Linked DNA regions of Homo sapiens: region 1 is linked to region 2. A link is an interaction called in ENCODE POLR2A ChIA-PET data of the cell type or tissue named here. Cell type or tissue: OCI-LY7. All regions are shown on one strand. Each heading gives the region's core, and the rest is flanking DNA. Links, peaks and the distances in the headings are about the cores only.

Region 1 (2,890 bases), core at 1-2,500, 300 kb after region 2:
TGTCTGAAAACTCCTTCAGGCTCTTCCCCTGGACATGATGGGGGCCAGCACAGGCAGGGGGGGACATGCCAAAGTCCAGGTGGCGGCGGAGCCGGAGCAGCCAGAGGAGGCGGCAGTCACAGGTTAGGGGGTTGCCAGACAGCCTCAAGGTGACCAGTTTGTCTGGAGAAGGGAAAGCTGTTTCCTCTAGTGTCTGAAGGGCGTTATCTGCCACATCCAGGAGGTGGAAGGCAGTCAAGCCATGGAAGGCATGGGCAGCAATGGAGGTGAGGCATGCCCCTGACAGGCGTAGCTCCTGGAGCCGCACCAGGGGGCTGAGCCTTCGGGCTGGGATGGCTGAGATGGGATTCTGGGACAGATCCAGGACCCTGAGGAAGCTGAGGTGGTACAGTGCTTGGAAGGGCACCGAGCTCAGATTGCAGCGAGTGATGGCCAGGCTGCTGAGATTGAGCCCAACCAGGCTCCCAGGGTCCAGAGCCTCCAGAGATGGCCAGAGGTGGATCTCCAGCTCCTTGAGCTGCCCCAGCCCCCGCAGGGCCCCAGCTGGCAGCCTCCCAATATCCAGTTCTCTAAGCCTTAGGGCCACTAGTGCCGGGAGACGGGCAAGGGCTAGGCCAGGCACTGTGCTGAGGTTGCAGCGCTCCAGGGTGAGGGTGCTCAACTTGGCTAGCCCTGCAAAGGCCCCCGGAGCCACAAATACCAGGTGGTTGTCCCCAACCTCCAGCTTCTGGAGGCTGCCTAGCTCCCCAAAAGCTCCATCTAGGAAGAGAACAATCTGGTTGAGGCGGAGGTCCAGCAGGGTCAGAGCAGAGAGGCCTGAGAAGACCCCAGGCCCCATGATTCTGAGCCGATTGCCCTGCAGCCTCAGGGTGAGTAGGCTTTGTAGGCCATGGAAGGCCCCAGGCTCAAGGGTTGAGAGCTGGTTGTAGCTGAGGTCCAATTCCTGGAGCAGGCTCAGGCGGGAGAGCATTCCCTGCTGGAGCCCCCACAGGCGGTTCCCACTCAGGTCCAGGAGCTCAGTGTCCAGTGGGAGTCCTCCAGGTACAGCCTCCAGTTGCCTGTGGCCACAGAGCACAGCCTGGGGCTGGGAGGTGCAGTCACACACAGCAGGGCAGCTGCCACCGCTCCCTCCAGGTAGGAGGAGGAGGAAAAGGAGCGGGGGCCATGGGGGCCAGGCTTGCTTTGGAGCTGTGGCTGCATCCATTCCCTCTTCAGTCCTGGAATAGATGATGACATGGCCCTTTTTGGAAAGTGGCTTCAGATGACGGTGACCCTGGACTTCCTGGCCCTTCTTAGAGAGGAGAGAAATTGGTCTATCTGTCTCAGCATTGCCAATAAGTAGGGCACAGAACCAGGAAGAATTCTTGTGTGCCACCTCCCTGGGGCTTCCTGGAGCTTCTCTTTGGGGAATCTCTGCTTTCCTCCCTCTTCCAGCCCTGGATAACCAGCCAAGTGCTTACTGGCTCATGGAACCCTAGCCAAGCCTGATTTCTGTGGGGAAAAAGCTTATGGGAATGGGGCAGGGAACAGCAGGGAGGTACTGAGTCTTTCTGTATGGGGTTTCCTGATGTCTGTGAGATCCAGGAGGATCTCAGGTCCCTTCTCCCTGATACCTGCTCTTCCCAAGCTCTGCTCTGTCCCTCTCTGCTCACGCTTATTCTTTCACATTATGTACCCATAGTTTTGCTTAAGGCTCAGGGAGATCATGTCCTTGGCCCAGAGTTCCCTGTCCTGACTGGAGAGGTCCTCACCTTGACTAGCTCACCCAAGGCTGGGAAACATGCAGGCCTCAGCTCCACCCCCATGCTGAGCCCTCTTCCAGCCTGGCCCAGGGCCTGAGCCCTGGACTAACAAGATCCAATCTCCCCAAAATGCCTGTGTGGACAACTGCCAAGCTGTACATTAGCTGTGGCATAGGATGCAGGAGGCACTTGACTGGGAAGCTGGGAATCCCCTGCAAGAGCCCAGGGGCAACTGCTTCTCTACTGCAATTGAAGTTGGGGTGTGTGAGAGACCCAAAGGATGCCCAGGTTTTGAGTTCTGTTGCTTGGTCTTCAGTCTTGGGCTTCCCTCATATCCCTCCTTAATGGTGTTTGGATTCTGGTCCAGTGTGTGGATCTGAGGGAGAGCTCTTGTCCCTTTTGGCCTGAGCTGCCTGAGAAATTCCCAAGAGACAGATTGTGGACCAGGGAGCATAGATAAGTGAGGAGAGACAGCATCTGACCAAGTGCTGTAGGATGGGGAGGAAGGGAGCCGTTGGCTGGCACAGCAGGTATCTGGGCACAGACAGTGTGCAGAGCCTGTAGACTTATAGTCAGTTTCTGGGTACCAGGTTCCGGGAACCCTCAGGAAGATGGTGACTACAATGGCTGAGGTGACAGAGGAGAAGGGGCCCTCTAGGTGATGAGGGCCCCTGACTCATCCTGTTAGATGTCAACAGGGACCCCAAGGCAGAGGAAGTACTGGAATTGGCAAGGGATGGCTACAGAGATAGGAGCAAAAGCCCATGGATGCTCTCTGGGATACAGCGCGTCTGAGTCTCTGCTGAGCGGCAATCCTGATCACCTTTGGGCTTGTGGGCTTCAGGCTCTCTGGGCTCTACAGGGTCAGCTTTCTACTACATGCCCTGTTTTTTCTCATGTGGAACTTAGGAGAGGCAGTTTAAGAGATGGTCATTTCTTCCCCTTTCCTTCCCACTCTCCACCTCCTAGAAGGATCATTCTAGTGGCTATCCTACAGCCACTTGAGAGGATTGTCCTAGTTGGGAAACTAAAGAAAGAGGCCAAAAGAGCAGAGGGATGCAGAAAACTGGTGTGAGGCTTGGGGATGAAAAAGAATAACGTGGGGCAAAGACTGCAGAGCAGACTCTTCTCGCCCCAAACTGACCTAA
Region 2 (2,903 bases), core at 224-2,723:
TACTTTGAAAAAGATTCAGATAAAAAACCTGAGCAAATCAGCAATTAATGGGATTCTGCTAAAACTCTTTGCCACAGTGGACTGTGAGAGAACTGGAGGAGTCTCAGGGCTTGCGGGATGTGTGTATAGGTTTGAGCTGCCAAGCTTCTGTCCCCTTCATTGATGAGAGGAGGAAAGCGAGATGGGAAGTAGAATCAGCTGTTGTTTGGGTGTGTGGAGGAAAACTGGCTCTCTCCTCAGAATGGCGTTTTAACAACCCAGAAAAAGAATTACACGAAGGAATCTGTTCCTTTTAATTTCTTTTTTTGTTGTTGTTTTTTGAGATGGTGTCTTGCTCTGTTGACCAGGCTGGAGTGCAGTGGTGCGATCTCGGCTCACAGCAACCTCTGCCTCCCGGATTCAAGCGATTCTCGTGCCTCAGCCTCCCAAGTAGCTGGGATTACAGGCACATGCCACCATGCCCAGCTAATTTTTTTTCTTTATTTTTAGTAGAGACGAGATTTCACCATGTTGGCCAGGCTGGTCTCGAACTCCTGACTTCAGGTGATCCACCTGCCTCAGCCTCCCAAAGTGCTAGGATTACAGGCTTGAGCCACCATGCCTGGCCTGGGAATTGGAAATATATGGCCTGTCTTGCTCTTTTTTTTTTTTTCCTTTTAAATGATATTCTTATTTTGAATGTAGACTGAAGGCCAGGTGCTATGGCTCACGCCTGTAATTCCAGCATCTTGGGAGGCCAAGGTGGGTGGATTGCTTGATCCCAGGAGTTCAGGAGCAGCCTGGCCAACATAGGGAAACCCCATTTCTACTATTTAAAAAACAAACAAAAAAATGAATATATACTAGAGACTTTGAACTTACTGGAATTTAGCTGCTCAGAGAGTTAGAGATGCGCAGCTAGGACAATAGGGGCTACAGGGTGTGGTGAGATACAAGGAACTTGGAAATGAGTCTTTCCCTTGTCGGGGAGTGACTCTGATTAAACTGAAAAAAGTTGCTTGGAATGCTTTGTCCCAAACAATTATCCTTTATGTACTAGATTTGGCTACACTTACTCACGTTCCTAGCTGATAACAAAAGGAAGAGGTGGGAGGCAGAACATGACTTTTTCCTCTTCAAGAAACCCAAAGGAAACAATACAGTTATGAAATCTGGGATCATCTTCATAATTCTCAGAGAAAACAGAGCCCCAAATATTTTGAAGACTTGGCTAGGAGTACAGCTTTCCCAGAAGTAAAATTAGAATACAGATATCTTGACTCCTGACTTGGTACGCTACCTCAGTGATGTCCATTCATGAAATCTCTGTAGCTCTGCCTCCCTAGTCAAACTGAGAAAAGAGTGGACGACATGGGTCACAAAGAATGAAATATCTTTTGGGGACTCTTGGAAGTCCTGTACTCAAAGATTGGACATGTATATAAAGTGAGTATATGCAGTGACCATTTCTTATCTTCCCTAACCAGAATAGAAATTGTACTTAGCCAGGAAAAGCCCCAAGTGTTAGTATAATTACATATTATTATTGCTGTTGAAGAGCAAAGTATTTGTAAACAAAGCTCAAGAGAGAAATGATGAGTAATACGCTAAAAGAGCATCAGGGTGAGTGGTCCTTGCTTTTCCCTCCTTTTGCCACCACTGTGGTTTTTTTTTTTTTTTTTGAGACAGAGTCTTGCCCTGTTGCCCAGGCTGGAGTGCAATGGCACGACCTTGGCTCACTGCAACCTCCGCCTCCTGGGTTCAAACGATTCTCCTGCCTCAGCCTCCCGAGTAGCTGGGATTACAGGCGCCCACCACCATGCCCAGCTATTTTTTGTATTTTTAGTAGAGACGGGGTTTCACCATGTTGGCCAGGCCACCATGTTGTTGAACTCCTGACCTCAGGTAATCTGCCTGCCTCAGCCTCCCAAAGGGCTGGGGTTACAGATGTGAACCACTGCGCCCGGCCACCACTGTGGTTTTTAGGGTTTACCTCAATCAAGCCTTACCATTGCATTTATCATAGAGACTTTCTGAAGTACTGCCTCTTTCCTGCTCAAGAACATTTAATAGCTCTCCATTACCTACCAATAAAGCCCACATTTCTTTTTACTTCTTTCTTTTTTTTTTTTCTTAAAGAAACATAGTGTAGCTCTGTTGCTCAGGCTAGAATACTGTGAAAGCCCACATTTCTTTTCTTTTCTCTTTGTCACCCAGGCTGGAGTGCAATGGTGCAATGGAGCGATGTCAGCTCACAGCAACCTCTGCCTCCCGGGTTCAAGCGATTCTCCTGCTTCAGCCTCCTGAGTAGCTGGGATTACAGGCACCCGCCATCATGCCTGGCTAATTTTTTTGTATTTTTGTAGAGACAGAGTTTCACCATGTTGGCCAGACTGGTCTTGAACTCCTGATCTCAGGTGATCCACCTGCCTCAGCTTCCCAAAGTGCTAGGATTACAGGTGTGAGCCACCGAGCCCAGCCGAAAGCCCACATTTCTTATTCTGATATTCTAGGCTTTATACAATCTACCCCAGAATTTACCTATCATCTTATTTACCACTATTCTCTGTCCCTTTGCTCTACAGGCTAACCTTCCAGTTCGCTAAACTGACATGATGCTTTTCTGCCCCTAGGGCCTTTGCACGTTTTCTTGCTGTCTTTCTTCCTTCCTTTCCCCTGCCTGTTTTTTCAAGGCCCAGATTATAAATCACTCTATTCTAGTTGAAAGGGAAGCTTTCCAGTAACACTTCATTTGTGCCATTGATTTGGCATTTATCATATTCTTCCTTAGGCTTGTAGATAATACCAGCAGTTCCAAAACCTTTTAACAAATTCTCCAGCCCTGAGAATCACTTCTCTTTGGCAGGTCCAGTAATCTGGTGAACTAGTTACCTGCCTCAACTTTCTCAACTCCTCACTCTTTC

What was found. Peaks named below come from ENCODE experiments on the same cell type or tissue, not always from the same donor. Only the 100,000 strongest peaks of a DNase experiment are listed, where the experiment ranks them.
Region 1: POLR2A ChIA-PET joins it to region 2 with 11 read pairs; 3 of 35 experiments call an interaction of 5 or more read pairs at or near these places.

Annotation. Positions count from the first base shown.
Region 1 is chr1:151,801,501-151,804,390 of GRCh38, forward strand. It overlaps LINGO4 (leucine rich repeat and Ig domain containing 4), which reads right to left. Exons shown (of 2, transcript NM_001004432.4): 2 at 1-1,217. The coding sequence starts at 1,204. Among named protein-coding and RNA genes, the nearest start is that of LINGO4, 2.5 kb to the right of the region's middle. In OCI-LY7, for the core only: no CTCF peak of the experiment used is centred there; no DNase peak of the experiment used is centred there.
Region 2 is chr1:151,503,420-151,506,322 of GRCh38, forward strand. No RefSeq gene overlaps it. Among named protein-coding and RNA genes, the nearest start is that of CGN, 6.5 kb to the right of the region's middle. RefSeq lists an enhancer at 472-972. In OCI-LY7, for the core only: no CTCF peak of the experiment used is centred there; no DNase peak of the experiment used is centred there.